2 separate regions of the Homo sapiens genome follow, and region 2 is linked to region 1. The links are chromatin loops, found by intact Hi-C in ENCODE. Cell type or tissue: psoas muscle. All regions are shown on one strand. Each heading gives the region's core, and the rest is flanking DNA. Links, peaks and the distances in the headings are about the cores only. Region 1 overlaps CXCL12 (C-X-C motif chemokine ligand 12). Region 2 has its middle 140 kb from the start of LINC02659.

Region 1 (8,309 bases), core at 1-8,000:
ATGAAAGGGCAAAGACGTGGGGGAGGGGGCCTTAACCATGAGGACCAGGTGTGTGTGTGGGGTGGGCACATTGATCTGGGATCGGGCCTGAGGTTTGCCAGCATTTAGACCCTGCATTTATAGCATACGGTATGATATTGCAGCTTATATTCATCCATGCCCTGTACCTGTGCACGTTGGAACTTTTATTACTGGGGTTTTTCTAAGAAAGAAATTGTATTATCAACAGCATTTTCAAGCAGTTAGTTCCTTCATGATCATCACAATCATCATCATTCTCATTCTCATTTTTTAAATCAACGAGTACTTCAAGATCTGAATTTGGCTTGTTTGGAGCATCTCCTCTGCTCCCCTGGGGAGTCTGGGCACAGTCAGGTGGTGGCTTAACAGGGAGCTGGAAAAAGTGTCCTTTCTTCAGACACTGAGGCTCCCGCAGCAGCGCCCCTCCCAAGAGGAAGGCCTCTGTGGCACTCAGATACCGACTGGGGCTGGGCGCCGCCACTGCCTTCACCTCCTCTTTCAACCTCAGTGATTGGCTCTGTGGGCTCCATGTAGAAGCCACTATTACTGGGACTGTGCTCAGAGACCCCTCTCCCAGCTATTCCTACTCTCTCCCCGACTCCGAGAGCATGCTTAATCTTGCTTCTGCTTCTCATTTCTGTAGCCTGATCAGCGCCGCACCAGCCGGGAAGAGGGTGATTGCTGGGGCTCGTGCCCTGCATCCCTCTCCTCCCAGGGCCTGCCCCACAGCTCGGGCCCTCTGTGAGATCCGTCTTTGGCCTCCTCCAGAATGGAGCTGGCCCTCTCCTGGGGATGTGTAATGGTCCCCCTGCTTACCCGCAAAAGACAAGTCTTTACAGAATCAAATGCAATTTTAAATCTGAGAGCTCGCTTTGAGTGACTGGGTTTTGTGATTGCCTCTGAAGCCTATGTATGCCATGGAGGCACTAACAAACTCTGAGGTTTCCGAAATCAGAAGCGAAAAAATCAGTGAATAAACCATCATCTTGCCACTACCCCCTCCTGAAGCCACAGCAGGGTTTCAGGTTCCAATCAGAACTGTTGGCAAGGTGACATTTCCATGCATAAATGCGATCCACAGAAGGTCCTGGTGGTATTTGTAACTTTTTGCAAGGCATTTTTTTATATATATTTTTGTGCACATTTTTTTTTACGTTTCTTTAGAAAACAAATGTATTTCAAAATATATTTATAGTCGAACAATTCATATATTTGAAGTGGAGCCATATGAATGTCAGTAGTTTATACTTCTCTATTATCTCAAACTACTGGCAATTTGTAAAGAAATATATATGATATATAAATGTGATTGCAGCTTTTCAATGTTAGCCACAGTGTATTTTTTCACTTGTACTAAAATTGTATCAAATGTGACATTATATGCACTAGCAATAAAATGCTAATTGTTTCATGGTATAAACGTCCTACTGTATGTGGGAATTTATTTACCTGAAATAAAATTCATTAGTTGTTAGTGATGGAGCTTATAGACGTTTCTGGTTTATATAGTTAAGCCTGCCTGCAGTCAGGTGTCTGAGACCCCTTCTCACAGCCCATGTGTGACAGTGTATGGGCTTTTCTCACGAGCAGATTAGATCTGCAGCTCAAGTTTTTGGATCTTTTTTTTTTTTTTTTAACCCGATTGAAATAGCAGTGCTGGTTTTCTGAAGAATAATATTTGACTCACTAATTCGTCTTCCCTCCCTCCTCCTCCTTGGTTCTCCTAACTTCCCCATGTAATCCCCAGAGACTCAACCCTAGTAATATCAACCTTTTACATTTTCCCATGTAAAAATCCCATGACTCCAGGCCATGGTTAATATGAAGCTTTCACAGGGACAGGTGGCCTCACCCCATAAATCATTAAATACCATTCAGCTTGAATCATTTTAATGTGACAGTCACGAGCCAGTTGCTCTAATAAAATTCTGCTAACCAGCTCTCTCCCTTGCTCTCCAGAACAATCGCATTCATTCCCAGGAGTGTTCACAGGCGTCTAGAAAGGGGAAGGTGGGACCACTGCCTTTTTTCTCCTCTTCTGAATGGCAGTCTGAACCTGGGGCCTGCAGCCTCCAAAACGTTATTCAATTTGAAATGCAGACATTTCTTAGAGAAAGCTAAGAGTTCAGCCCTGCATTGAGAAGAAGAAAAAGTCCCATGAGAACAGGGCAGGGTGGGGTGACAAGGACCACGATGGCCAGCCTGGCCCTGGGTGTACCCTGAGATGTGGATTCCTTGTCCCCAGTGGGAATCAGGTTCAGGTTGGCAGATTGGCAGTCGCTGTAACCCATTCACAAAGGTGTTCTAGGAGCCCATTGAACATTTGTTTGAATGGAAGGAAATGTCCAATTTATTTTAATGAATTACTGATAAACAGTGCTTTGACCAGGGGCCTCCAGGCCTGAGACTGAAGGCACAGTTTAACCAGTACACGGGCCAGTGTTAAATCTTATGCAGACTGAGACGAACTTTTGTTTATTTCCACATTATTAATGGTTCTACTAATTTTATCTAAGGGGGCGCAGAGAAGAAAAAGTGGGGAAAAAAGAAAAGATAGGAAAAAAGAAGCGACAGAAGAAGAGAAAGGCTGCCCAGAAAAGGAAAAACTAGTTATCTGCCACCTCGAGATGGACCACAGTTCACTTGCTCTCGGCGCTTTGTAAATTTGCTCGATCCTCCTCCAGGACAGACCCCCATGCAGACTGGGCAGGGGCTCAGACTTCCGTGGGGGAGCAGTGCTTTGCTGCCCTGCCAGCCACACCGGCTTCTGTATTTATGTGCTTTTTAAGGCCCTTGTTGGTCTGCTAAGTTATGAAGAAAGTAGTTGTGCAGAGACTGGGGCGGGGGTCTGTGACGCGGAGCCTGTGTGCTCAGGACTCTGTCCAGAATAGCCTGGGAGCTCCAGGAATGCCCAGGTTGCTGAGCCCCCCAGCCCGCCCTCCACTTCCTCTCTTAGAAGGCCTGCGCTCACTGGGGAGCTCACCAGCTCCACACACTTGCAGTCTGCATTCCTGTGGAGACCAGGCTGTGGCCACCTGGCCAGTGTGCAGGGCAACCTGCTAGCAGAGGTGGCCTCGCCAGGAAGGGGGTGTGCCACCCCTCTGTGGCCCTCAGGAAAGGTGAAAACTGACTGACCCTTAGGAATGGGCCCTGGCTTTTTCCAAATACCCATTGCCTTTCCCTCCAGCACTCTGCCACCTGGGAAGGGGCTTCTTCAGCCCCTCCTTCCTGGGTTGTGGGAGTGGCTTTATCCCCAAGCCCGGGTGGGTTTCTGCAAACTGTGTGGGGTGAGCCCGAGGGAATGCTGCATTCTCAGAGAGCAGATGTGGAAACACTTCTCAGGGAGCTCCTCTTTGGGCAATTCTCTTTAGAGTCTTTAAACGGGTCCCCCACGTGGAGGACAGATGTGCTATGGAACTTTGCAAGGGTCCTGAATCCCTGGGGATCCCAGCCTGTCCCCTCCCGCCTCCTGCGTGATGGCGTGTGCTCCAGCTGCAGGGCACAGCTGCCTCTGTCCTCATTCATGGGAAATACCTTATCTGCCTAAAGCAAATACCACTTAAGCTCTAGGAACTTTCCTGCACCCTCCTTCCCTGCCCATGTAGATGTATGTGTGAGATTTTTTGGCAAGTTTCTCTAATCTGGACCGGGAGGATGGAAGAGCAAGGACCCCATTTCAGTAGTGCTCGGAAAAAGGATGCGTTGAATTTCTCAGCCCTTCTCCACCTCACATAAACACCCGCCCACCCTGCACCCGGATCCTGGGTCATAATTTTAATAAATGCAGAAAGAGAAAGTGGTTGGAGGATGGAGCACATGGAATTCAGGAGAAAACCCACAAAGACCCCTGCATGTCAGACACACCCTGTCCCGGAGCGTGGTGTCCCCTTGAGCTTTAATGAGCTCCCTGTGATCACAGCCATGCCTTCTCCTCGTTGGGGAGGTGTCCTAGGATGCTTCAGCCAAAGACCTTTGTTTCCCGCTGCTATCTCTTTTACCTGGACAACTCTCCTGGCCCACGTTCCTCTTGCCAGCACTGGGGGTCACAGGCCTGAGCCCTGGGTACAGGGGTGCCCTAGTCTTCTGCCCTCCCCACCTCTTAAGGCACAGAGCTGTTGGGTGGGCTGCCTGGGGCTGCCATCCTTCCCGTGGAAGCCAGTAGCCACTCTAGTCCATGGGACTCTTGACAAAAGCGCCCCGAGAGGGCAAACCTGTGCCCCCATACTCGCCTGCATTCTTCGGACTCCACATGCAGCAGGGCTTTGTGCCTGGGGAGGGGTGGCCAGTCTGTCCTGGTCAGTATGAAAAGCTGTTGGCCCCCTAGGGACAGAGGGCCCAGCTAAGGCTGCCTGAGGATACAAACTGCTTGCTATCCCACTCCTGGGGAGCAGGGTCTGCAGGGACTGAGAGTGGGTCCCACCTTGAGAACGCATGCAAGGTCCGTCCTGTCTTGATGTCTTGATGTGACTGTATGTGCCCTGGGGGCTCACTGTGGTTTACAAGTGGCTTGTGAAGCTCCTGGGAGCAGGTGGTACACCCAGTGCTGAAGACAGGGTCGCCGTGGAAGAGTGAAGAGCCTGACCGGGATTCCTGGTGGGTTGAAACTAGGAAGTGCTCACACCAGTCAGAGCCAAATGAGGGGTGCGCTATGGTCACTGCTCTGTCCAGCATGCGTTCCTCCTGGGAGGTCCTGGCCACCTGTGCACCCACCCCTGTGCCACCTCCAGCAGTCCCACCTGGGGCCACCTACGGTGGCATGGCCCCTGGCTGAGAGGCCCCGAGGGCGAAGGGTTACTGGAAGCCACGAAAGTGCCTCTTGGGACAGCCGAGGCCAGGATGCAGGGCAGCAGCATCCTGAGCCTCAGCCCCACGCCGGTGCCGGGTAAGCAGTGTGCCCTGTCCCCGTCGTATGACCACTCTGATGGGCCTCTCTGTGCCTTCGTGCGTCTGCCACGCCCAGTGCTTGCCACGTGTCTGTCCTCTGCTTTCTGCCATCCATGGGTCCCTCCGCTTCAGCCTGGCTGCGTCTCGCACTCCCCTCCCGTCTGTTGTCGCAGGGCCTCTGAAGGGAGATGCATGGCCAAGGTGGCAACTTGGAAGTAGGGATTGGCCCCAGGGCCTCCGCGCAGGCCGCTGTCCTTCTGGAGCTGGCTGGGTGTGGGGGGAACCTGCCTTAATGGTGTTTCCCTCTGTTCTTGTCAACAGGAGGTTCAAGATGTGAGAGGGTCAGACGCCTGAGGAACCCTTACAGTAGGAGCCCAGCTCTGAAACCAGTGTTAGGGAAGGGCCTGCCACAGCCTCCCCTGCCAGGGCAGGGCCCCAGGCATTGCCAAGGGCTTTGTTTTGCACACTTTGCCATATTTTCACCATTTGATTATGTAGCAAAATACATGACATTTATTTTTCATTTAGTTTGATTATTCAGTGTCACTGGCGACACGTAGCAGCTTAGACTAAGGCCATTATTGTACTTGCCTTATTAGAGTGTCTTTCCACGGAGCCACTCCTCTGACTCAGGGCTCCTGGGTTTTGTATTCTCTGAGCTGTGCAGGTGGGGAGACTGGGCTGAGGGAGCCTGGCCCCATGGTCAGCCCTAGGGTGGAGAGCCACCAAGAGGGACGCCTGGGGGTGCCAGGACCAGTCAACCTGGGCAAAGCCTAGTGAAGGCTTCTCTCTGTGGGATGGGATGGTGGAGGGCCACATGGGAGGCTCACCCCCTTCTCCATCCACATGGGAGCCGGGTCTGCCTCTTCTGGGAGGGCAGCAGGGCTACCCTGAGCTGAGGCAGCAGTGTGAGGCCAGGGCAGAGTGAGACCCAGCCCTCATCCCGAGCACCTCCACATCCTCCACGTTCTGCTCATCATTCTCTGTCTCATCCATCATCATGTGTGTCCACGACTGTCTCCATGGCCCTGCAAAAGGACTCTCAGGACCAAAGCTTTCATGTAAACTGTGCACCAAGCAGGAAATGAAAATGTCTTGTGTTACCTGAAAACACTGTGCACATCTGTGTCTTGTTTGGAATATTGTCCATTGTCCAATCCTATGTTTTTGTTCAAAGCCAGCGTCCTCCTCTGTGACCAATGTCTTGATGCATGCACTGTTCCCCCTGTGCAGCCGCTGAGCGAGGAGATGCTCCTTGGGCCCTTTGAGTGCAGTCCTGATCAGAGCCGTGGTCCTTTGGGGTGAACTACCTTGGTTCCCCCACTGATCACAAAAACATGGTGGGTCCATGGGCAGAGCCCAAGGGAATTCGGTGTGCACCAGGGTTGACCCCAGAGGATTGCTGCCCCATCAGTGCTCCCTCACATGTCAGTACCTTCAAACTAGGGCCAAGCCCAGCACTGCTTGAGGAAAACAAGCATTCACAACTTGTTTTTGGTTTTTAAAACCCAGTCCACAAAATAACCAATCCTGGACATGAAGATTCTTTCCCAATTCACATCTAACCTCATCTTCTTCACCATTTGGCAATGCCATCATCTCCTGCCTTCCTCCTGGGCCCTCTCTGCTCTGCGTGTCACCTGTGCTTCGGGCCCTTCCCACAGGACATTTCTCTAAGAGAACAATGTGCTATGTGAAGAGTAAGTCAACCTGCCTGACATTTGGAGTGTTCCCCTTCCACTGAGGGCAGTCGATAGAGCTGTATTAAGCCACTTAAAATGTTCACTTTTGACAAAGGCAAGCACTTGTGGGTTTTTGTTTTGTTTTTCATTCAGTCTTACGAATACTTTTGCCCTTTGATTAAAGACTCCAGTTAAAAAAAATTTTAATGAAGAAAGTGGAAAACAAGGAAGTCAAAGCAAGGAAACTATGTAACATGTAGGAAGTAGGAAGTAAATTATAGTGATGTAATCTTGAATTGTAACTGTTCTTGAATTTAATAATCTGTAGGGTAATTAGTAACATGTGTTAAGTATTTTCATAAGTATTTCAAATTGGAGCTTCATGGCAGAAGGCAAACCCATCAACAAAAATTGTCCCTTAAACAAAAATTAAAATCCTCAATCCAGCTATGTTATATTGAAAAAATAGAGCCTGAGGGATCTTTACTAGTTATAAAGATACAGAACTCTTTCAAAACCTTTTGAAATTAACCTCTCACTATACCAGTATAATTGAGTTTTCAGTGGGGCAGTCATTATCCAGGTAATCCAAGATATTTTAAAATCTGTCACGTAGAACTTGGATGTACCTGCCCCCAATCCATGAACCAAGACCATTGAATTCTTGGTTGAGGAAACAAACATGACCCTAAATCTTGACTACAGTCAGGAAAGGAATCATTTCTATTTCTCCTCCATGGGAGAAAATAGATAAGAGTAGAAACTGCAGGGAAAATTATTTGCATAACAATTCCTCTACTAACAATCAGCTCCTTCCTGGAGACTGCCCAGCTAAAGCAATATGCATTTAAATACAGTCTTCCATTTGCAAGGGAAAAGTCTCTTGTAATCCGAATCTCTTTTTGCTTTCGAACTGCTAGTCAAGTGCGTCCACGAGCTGTTTACTAGGGATCCCTCATCTGTCCCTCCGGGACCTGGTGCTGCCTCTACCTGACACTCCCTTGGGCTCCCTGTAACCTCTTCAGAGGCCCTCGCTGCCAGCTCTGTATCAGGACCCAGAGGAAGGGGCCAGAGGCTCGTTGACTGGCTGTGTGTTGGGATTGAGTCTGTGCCACGTGTTTGTGCTGTGGTGTGTCCCCCTCTGTCCAGGCACTGAGATACCAGCGAGGAGGCTCCAGAGGGCACTCTGCTTGTTATTAGAGATTACCTCCTGAGAAAAAAGGTTCCGCTTGGAGCAGAGGGGCTGAATAGCAGAAGGTTGCACCTCCCCCAACCTTAGATGTTCTAAGTCTTTCCATTGGATCTCATTGGACCCTTCCATGGTGTGATCGTCTGACTGGTGTTATCACCGTGGGCTCCCTGACTGGGAGTTGATCGCCTTTCCCAGGTGCTACACCCTTTTCCAGCTGGATGAGAATTTGAGTGCTCTGATCCCTCTACAGAGCTTCCCTGACTCATTCTGAAGGAGCCCCATTCCTGGGAAATATTCCCTAGAAACTTCCAAATCCCCTAAGCAGACCACTGATAAAACCATGTAGAAAATTTGTTATTTTGCAACCTCGCTGGACTCTCAGTCTCTGAGCAGTGAATGATTCAGTGTTAAATGTGATGAATACTGTATTTTGTATTGTTTCAATTGCATCTCCCAGATAATGTGAAAATGGTCCAGGAGAAGGCCAATTCCTATACGCAGCGTGCTTTAAAAAATAAATAAGAAACAAC
Region 2 (8,330 bases), core at 131-8,130, 320 kb after region 1:
CCACCTTCTGCTGCAATTGTTTGTTTTTGAGCCTCTCTCTAACTGTGGACTCCCTAGGAGGAATATAGAATATGACTTCTCTTTAAAATCTCTCCTCCTGCTTCCACTCAGTGTCTGACACATAAGAAGTGCTTAGTAAAAGTTGATTGAAGATGTTAAATGTTTTCCTTTTGAAATAACAAGAAGAAAAACAAAGACGAGGAATAAACTCTACACCCCCTGTCCCCTACCCTGACTTTGCTTTTTTGGGGCAGAAAGAGGCATGTTGGGCCAGCACATCTGAGGATGTGGCCTTGAGCACAGTCCAACAATTAATCTACTCATCCCTATTTGCATCTGGGTGGGACCCGGCAGGGCTTTAATTGGATGCATGCACTTTCTGGGTGGAGAATGTGGCCCTGAGATTTCCTTTTCTGCAGCAATGAGACTACCCACCCCTCAGCTTCCCATTCTCAGGACATGTGAGCCCCCACGTGCACACAGGCACAGAGGGTCATTAATCACTCCCACCACCTGATTAAAGGAATTCTCCAGACCAGGAAAAAAAGCTGTGCTATAAAAAGACTTTGAATTATAGAGTCCCTCTGCACCAATACTTCCAAATCAGGCAATTTATTGCAAACAACCAATATCTCATTCTCAGGCCATTAACTAAAATAGGAAAATATCATCTTAAATTCTAAAAATAACAAAGGACACACTGTAATAGGTTTCCAGTTCTGGACAAGTGGATGGGTGCTTAGCATGATGAAAACCTCAAGAACTTGGAATATGACTTTTCCTTTCCCAAACCCTCCACATTGGAGGCCACAATCTCAAGTAGGACCTAGCACTCTTAACCACTGGTGTTTTGTCCTTAATCTTTCCCATTTCACAGCCACAATACCACCCTGGAACCAGAGATTCCAGAGTAAAGCCCAAAACAAAATCATTTTTATTCAAATTAAATAACTGAATGGATTTGGCGTTTAAGAGGGGCCGCCGAAGGCTCCCTTGCTGTGTGTTGCTGCTGTTGCGTTGTTTTGATTTTGTGCAACTCTGGAGAGTCACAAAGGAGCAGAAGAGACTGGACCCTGTTAGGATCCCTGAAGCCCCCATTCCTGAAACTCGGTCTTCAAGACCACTGGTAGATCTTTAACACCAAAGCCAGCAGCCTTCTTGGCTCTCCGTCAGCATCAGAGTCTGTGCATGGCTTGGCCCTTGAGCTCTTGATGAGGTCAGGGCAGCAGGGACACTTGGGTCTGAAGATCAGTGTCCGGGAGCCACCAGGTCAGGAAAGCAGGGTGCAGCCTGGCCTTGAATTGATGGAAACCAACACCCTGCATCCCTGACCCTGGATACACCCGAGGATGCACTGTCTAGGGAGACTTGGACAACCCATCCTCAGATGCAGGTTGCCCTGGGGGTCTGAGGGCCTGGTCCCACCCATCCTGAACTCCCTGGGGATGTGTCTGACCCCAGCCTATTGGGAACACCCGAGCAAGTCCTTTGGCAACTGTAACCTGATTGCTTTGACATCGCCATCTCTCTAGGACTCCCAGGGACACAGCCTGTCCTTGGGGTGCCTCCAGCCCCTGCTCAGTTACCTTCCCAGAGTGCCCACCCTACTACATCCCCAAACTCAAAAGTGACCTTCCACTTCCTTCACATCTATTAACCCAACCAAGACCCTTCATCCCATGGTGGAACAGAGTTAAATCTTTAGGAATTAATTGATCAAATGTCTTTGCCCTGAGGAAGAAATGGATGCTGTTGAATACTGAACCCTCTAGGATGGGTACTTCTCCATAGTTCAGGCATGTCTTCCTTGGGGATGGATTGATTTCAGTGTGTGTACATTTGCCCTCAACAGTCCCAATATAGAATTGTGTTTCTTACTCTCTAAAAGGCTGTCACATGCATTATTCTATTTAGTGTATTGCAATCATATTCTGAGAAATAGGTGTCAGAGAGCTAACAGAGAGGAGGACTTTCCCAAAGTACACCCAGCAAAAGTGGCCAGTCGTGCCTTGGGAAGCCTGTTGTCTACCAAGCCCTTCCCCATCTGAGATCTGAAGCCTTGGATGTCAGACATTTCCGACCTCAGAGATGCCCAGCCAGGCACCACAGAGAAACCAGAATAGAAAGAAAGGCCTTCAGGGCCTGGGACCCTCCGAGGCATCCAGTCACACTCAACAGCATTGTGGTTTACTGGTACTTATAGGAGGCATTGTAGGGCCTTTGCATGCCCAGACACTCTGAATTGACCATGGACTGGCACCTGTACAAATGCTCATTTGCCACCATGCAAAGCTGGTCACAGGTTTCATCATCATAATCATCATGCCCAAGCTCTTCTGCCCATGCATGTGTACGTACACACATGCATATTCATGTGCACACACTCATGCACACACACACACGTGCACACACACAAACACATGTGCATATACATGCACATCTCTGAGATCCTCCAAGACCATTTCCAGCCACAGCCCTCACCTGAGATTTGAGCTTGACACGCTTCACCCCCAGGCTCCCAGGATTGCCTTAGCCTCTCCTTTTGGATGGTCCTTGAGTCAATCTGAGCACCTTCTCTCAGGCACAGAATTGGGAATCATTTTATGGTCCCAGATACTGTGGTGGAGGACCAGACAGCAAAAACAGAACAGATCAAACATTCTCAGGCAAATAGCCTCTTTGCTAATGCCTTCTGAAGGAAACAGCAAGCATGAGCAGTGATTCAGCACCTCTGACAGAAAAGACAGAGTGATAAATAGTCGCAGAGCAATGATAGGATTTGCATTCCTCATAATGAAATGGAGAAGGTTAGATCAAGAGGACCATTTCAACCAGCAGGGGATCTTTTCATCAATAGATTATCCACTGGCTGACCGACTGTCCACTTGTTTGTGTGTCTATTTGTCTGTCTGTCCATTCAGGGAGACTGCTTGAGTCATAACAGCCTGTCAGTTTCACACTAAGGCAAGACAGAGAAGCCACACATTTTTGGACATTTAATAGAGGACGTTTTCTGTTCTGTGTTTTCTCCTTTAAGGGAAGATGCTCTTGATAAGGCAGGGAGGGGCTGAATCAGGAACTGCCAAAGAGAGGTGGCCTCCTGATGGGTAGCAAACAAGGAGGAGGAGCTGCTGACACTTATTTGGGTTTTATAACCTTGGGCACACCTGGCCACGCTGTTTTCCTTCCCATTAAACTTCCCTTGGCTGAGCTGGCAGACAAGGTCGTCGGTGGTCCTGGGATGATAGGCTAATTTGGAGGAGGCAGCGGGCTCATTCCCACGCCGTGGGGGAGGGGACCGTGCGCCGCCTTGGATGATGAAAGCTCTAAGCAGTGTGCTCCCTGGCCCCTTTCTCGGGAGGGGTCATGCAAGCAGGCTGAGCTTTGAAAATGCAGGGGGCTGTCTGCCCTTGGAAGGTGGGTCCAGTCACCGTGGAGACAAGCCATCTGAAAGGATCCCCCAGATCCCACACCAGTGAATTTTCCCTAGGGTCCTCTGAAAGCTCAGACTACAAAAGATGGTGGTGGTCTGACTTCTGTTGCACATTCAGGACAAACATTCATCACACCGAAGGCCCGGCGAGGCTGGGTTTTGATCTCTTATTTACATAGTCCTTCTCTCTGCAGCGTTCCAAGAGATCCGTGTCCCAGCCAGCCTCGGGGACCTCCTGGGGCCGGCATCACCTCCTTGTGCCTGTTCCCGCCCCATGTGTTTGTGCAGCTTTTGCCGCCTCCGCTCACGTGACTCGGTGAACCTCGCTCTCGCTGCATAGCAAGTGCACTTGTGGTTGGAGGATTCGGGTCCCTCACAGCTGCACCCAGCGGGGAGGGAGGCTGCTCACCCAAAGAAGGCTTCCCTATTCTAAACAGTACTCTGGGGTGGGTATTTTTCCTTCTTTCTTTTCAAAAAGGAAGCATCCATCCAGAGTCATTTTGTCTCCTCAGATGGAGCAAGCCAGAGTTAAGTTGTCAAATACCAGTAGGCAGAGGTGACTGAATGGTAGGTGCTGGGTACAGCATTAAACGCTTTTCTGCAATATCTTGGTAACCCTCTACTCTGCAAACAAAGAATGGGAACCTCCTGAGGTCCCATTTGGCCAGTGAGTGGTGTCTCCAAGATTACTGCCCAGGTCTGATTCGGACTCTTCTCCTTCCCCTTCATTACCATGGACCCTCCCTTTCACAGCCACCCCCTGCTCCTGTTAGGTCCATTTTCCCAGACCTCCCATCCTGCCTGCTTCATTTTATTTGTCTGACAGAGGCCTGCGTGGGCTGCAAAGACCTCCACGTGTGGGGCCTATGAGAACAAGCGGAGCCCCAGACAGAGCTCTAGTGTCTCTCCAGCGGCCACAGGGCTTAGCTGGTGTCCCATTGTGGGAACGTCCAGACCTGCAGACAGGCTTAGTATTTCCTCCTTCAGATGGCGTCGGGCCCTAAGCCCTGGGCTCAGAACCCGCTGCAATCAAAAGCAGATGTGCTATCATGGAATCCGAGGCGCGGGGGCCAGAGATGACCTTCACAATCACATCCACCTCATCCCACAGGACCTGACTCCAGGCTATTCCATGAAACCTCCCCCACCTCTTCACCCAGCCGAGTTTTAAATATCTGGATTACAGACATTTCTGCTGTAGTCCGAAAATGAGGAAATGCTCTCATTCCCCTAGGAGTCTGATCACTTACCATCTTCAACCTGATTCTATGTCTCTTTGAACTTTAATATCCCCTGTGCACCATGGGGGTCTGTGTGTTCAGGAACATCATTAAAAGCTGAATGCGAGGGGAGTCTGAAAACATTCAGAATTTCTTTGAACCACATGAGTCTTTCTGGTAGGTTCACACTTGTTCCTGAAAAATATAATGAGACTTCTGTGCTATTTATCATCTTCATCACCAGCCAACATTCATTCAACATCTACTACCTACTCATTTCAGTAGTAATGAGTCCACTCACTAGGTGGACAGAGTGGTACAAAAATACAAATATATTTTTTAGATGCCTTGCATGGCCTCAAGGAGCACTGATGCAAAACCCCAGTCTGATGAGATTACAAAAGCAGCTATTTCCATCCTGGAAGTGTAAAATATTTCATGGAAAAAGTAGCCTTTCACATCCTAACTGAAGATGATTTTATTTATTTTTTAAGCAGCTTCATTGAGGTATAATTGATATACAAGGAACTATACATATTTAATGTGTACAATTTGATGGCTTTGGTCATATGCAAACATCTGTGCTACCATCACCACCTCAAAGTAGTAAACATATCAACACCTCCCATAGCTTCCTTATGCCTCTTTCTTCATCTGTTTTGTTTTGTTTTCTTTTGTGATGGAGTCTTCCTCTGTCACCCAGGCTGGAGTGCAGTGGTGCAATCTCGGCTTACTGCAGTCTCCGCCTCCTGGGTTCCAGCAATTCTGCTGTCTCAGCCTCCCGAGTAGCTGGGACTACAGGCGCATGCCACCACGCTTGGCTAATTTTTGTATTTTTAGTAGAAACAGGGTTTCATCATATTGGTCAGGCTGGTCTCGAACTCCTGACCTTAGGTGATCCACTCGCCTCAGCCTCCCAAAGTGACGGGATTACAGGCATTAGCCACTACTCTTGGCTGCCTCTTTCTTTTTTAAAGTTATTCAACTGTTATTTTAGATTCGGGAGTGCATATGCAGGTTCATTACATGGGAATGCTTCATGACGCTGAGGTTTGGGGTACAAAGGATCCCATCACCCAAGCAGTAAGCATGGTAGCTGAGAGGTAGTTTTACAGCCCCTGACCCCTCCACCCCGCCCCCCCCACTAGCCCCGAGGGTCTGTTTTCCCTTCTTGATGTCCACAAGTACCCAATGTTTAGCTTGCACTAAGTGAGAACATGCAGTATTTGGTTTTCTGTTCTGGAGTTAACTCACTTAGGACAATGGTTTCCAGTTGCATCCACGTTACTGCAAAGGACATGATTTCATTCTTTTTATGGTTGCATAGTGTTCCATGGGGTATATACCACATTTTCTTTTTCCAACCCACCACTGATGGGCACCTAGGTTGATTCCATGTCTTTGCTGAAGGTGACTTTAACAGATAGAAAAATCACTCAAGGAGGAGGATGCTTTCCAAACACGGAAAGGTCATGACAGCTCAGCACACAGTGGCCAAGGAGTTGAGAACATTCTACCATCACCAGGAATTAGAGGAGATGACTACAACTGGGGGAGGGCAGGGGGTGGCAGACATGAGGCAGCTGAGTGGTACCCAGACTGTGAAGAGCCTTGTGGTTCAGGGAGGAGGACCTTCATCCACCACTTTCAAACTCCCATGGTGCACCTGTCCAGGATGACAGAGCTATGGGAAGAGTGGGTCAGGCCACCTGGGCAGCAGCAGGGAGGCCACAGCTTCTTTCCTTGGCTAAATGCTCCTCTAGGTGAAGAAAGAATCCCTTCTAGGCACATCCTTCCACCTGTTCACCTTCTGTGCCTCCTTTAAGGGCTGTTTAAAGTGTAGCCTTCCCTAACCCTCCATCGCTGCCCTTCCACCATATGCAGTGCCAGGCTTCTTTCTCTCCACTCCCACCCGCAGCCTGGATGTGTTTCCACGAGAGCATTTAGTCTATCTCCTGTGACCATGGATGAACCTGCTTGTCCCCCTCACTTAAGCGAGGAAAGGTTCCTCACTCATCACACCACATAGGTCTCTTAGGACAGTGCTAGAGACACCCACCTGTTCACAGCCACAGATTGAGTGCACAAGAAGCACACAACACAAGTTTGCAGGTGGGCAGGGGCAAGCAGGTGGGTGCACCATTTCCAATGAGGTCTTAACGCCATAAATGTGAGCACCTGCTGGAGGCTCAGGGAGGCAAAGAGCTGAGACAGGGAATGGCTGTTAAGGGGGTTCCTGCCCTTCTTCCTCCAGCTTTCCAATGGAGACAGGCTCTGAAAGTACATGTGACCATGCTTCTCAAGCCAGAGAGAAACACGGTGGAATTAAGGTCTGGAATCTCAGCCTTAGGTAGCTTCAGTGGCCACGGTACAGTTGCAAACATCCAGCGAGTACTTTCTATGGACAAAACAATAGGCAGCCTGCAGTGAGAGGTGGGAGGTGAATTAATCAGGCCCAGAGGAGGTGAAGTCTCACATCCCCAGGAGAACAGAGCCCTAGGGAGCCAAGGAATGAGTGCTTGCCTCCAGCTTGGGAGAAAGAGCCATGCCCCAAACAAGGGCAGAATGGGCTGGAATATTTTGAAACTATTTTCCCCTGACATCATGACACTATTCTCTGGGAATGACTGTAAAGTGTGAGAGACTGAATCTTAAATCTAGATGGTAGATTGATAAAACATAAGTGAAAACTAACATGGCATGCCAATGAAAATATTCCCTAACTCACACTCTTAAGCCAGGCTTTCCTAACCTCTTCACATTTTTTTTTCTTTTTTGAGACAGAGTCTCACTCTGTCACCCAGGCTGGAGTGCAGTGGGTGCAATCTCAGCTCACTGCAACCTCTGCCGCCCAGGTTCAAGCAATTCTCTTACCTCAGCCTCCCAAGTAGCTGGGATTACAGGTGCCTGCCACTGCACCTGGCTAATTTTTGTATTTTTAGTAGAGATGGGATTCCACCATCTTGGTCAGGCTGGTCTTGAATGTCTGACCTCGTGATCCACCTGCCTGGGCCTCCCAAAGTGCTGGGATTACAGGCGTGAGCCACCGTGCCTGGCCACCTCTGCACTATTGATTATTGACATTTTGGCCCAAATGACTCCTTGTGTGGGAAGCCAACCTAAACATTGTAGAGTGTTTAGCAGCATCCCAGGCCTCTACCCACTAGATGCCAGTAGCACCTCTCTCCACAGATGTGACAACCAAAGCACACATTGCCAAATGCCTGGGAGGTGGGTGGAAATCACTTGATTTGGGGTTGAGAACCACTGCCTTAAACCCAGTCAGCCATCATGTCCACCTCTCCAGATGCCTCCTCTGCTCTTCTGATGCAAACTGCACCCCTCATTACCCACCCACCCCAGCTTAGAAAATACCCAAGCGCAAGAGAGGCTGCCCGCATTCCCTCTGCAGACTCATCATCTCTCAGATGTCTCCCCACCCAGTCATGACGACTAGTGGCCCTGCACTCACCCAGCTCTATGAATAGTGTCCATGTGCATCCCAATGCCACCACTCCACTCAAAGGGAGGTCCCTGCTCTCATTGCTTGCCCCCTGTGCTTCCTCCCTTGGTGCATCACCCACTTAGAGGGAGCCTATCCCCTTCTGGATGCCTCCCACACCAATCCTAGCTGCTTTACCTTAGCAAGAAATGCATTCCAGGTCTCAAATTTTCTC

What was found. A loop is a pair of places that touch in the nucleus more often than their neighbours do. Peaks named below come from ENCODE experiments on the same cell type or tissue, not always from the same donor. Only the 100,000 strongest peaks of a DNase experiment are listed, where the experiment ranks them.
Region 2: it touches region 1 in a loop (2.2-fold over the local background); 8 of 110 quality-filtered maps call a loop at or near these places.

Annotation. Positions count from the first base shown.
Region 1 is chr10:44,370,261-44,378,569 of GRCh38, reverse strand. CXCL12 (C-X-C motif chemokine ligand 12) reads left to right here. Exons shown (of 3, transcript NM_199168.4): 3 at 1-1,503. Among named protein-coding and RNA genes, the nearest start is that of CXCL12, 11 kb to the left of the region's middle. RefSeq lists enhancers at 1-193, 7,198-7,746. In psoas muscle, for the core only: no CTCF peak of the experiment used is centred there; no DNase peak of the experiment used is centred there.
Region 2 is chr10:44,052,516-44,060,845 of GRCh38, reverse strand. No RefSeq gene overlaps it. Among named protein-coding and RNA genes, the nearest start is that of LINC02659, 140 kb to the right of the region's middle. In psoas muscle, for the core only: no CTCF peak of the experiment used is centred there; DNase peaks (open chromatin) are centred at 3,716 and 4,380.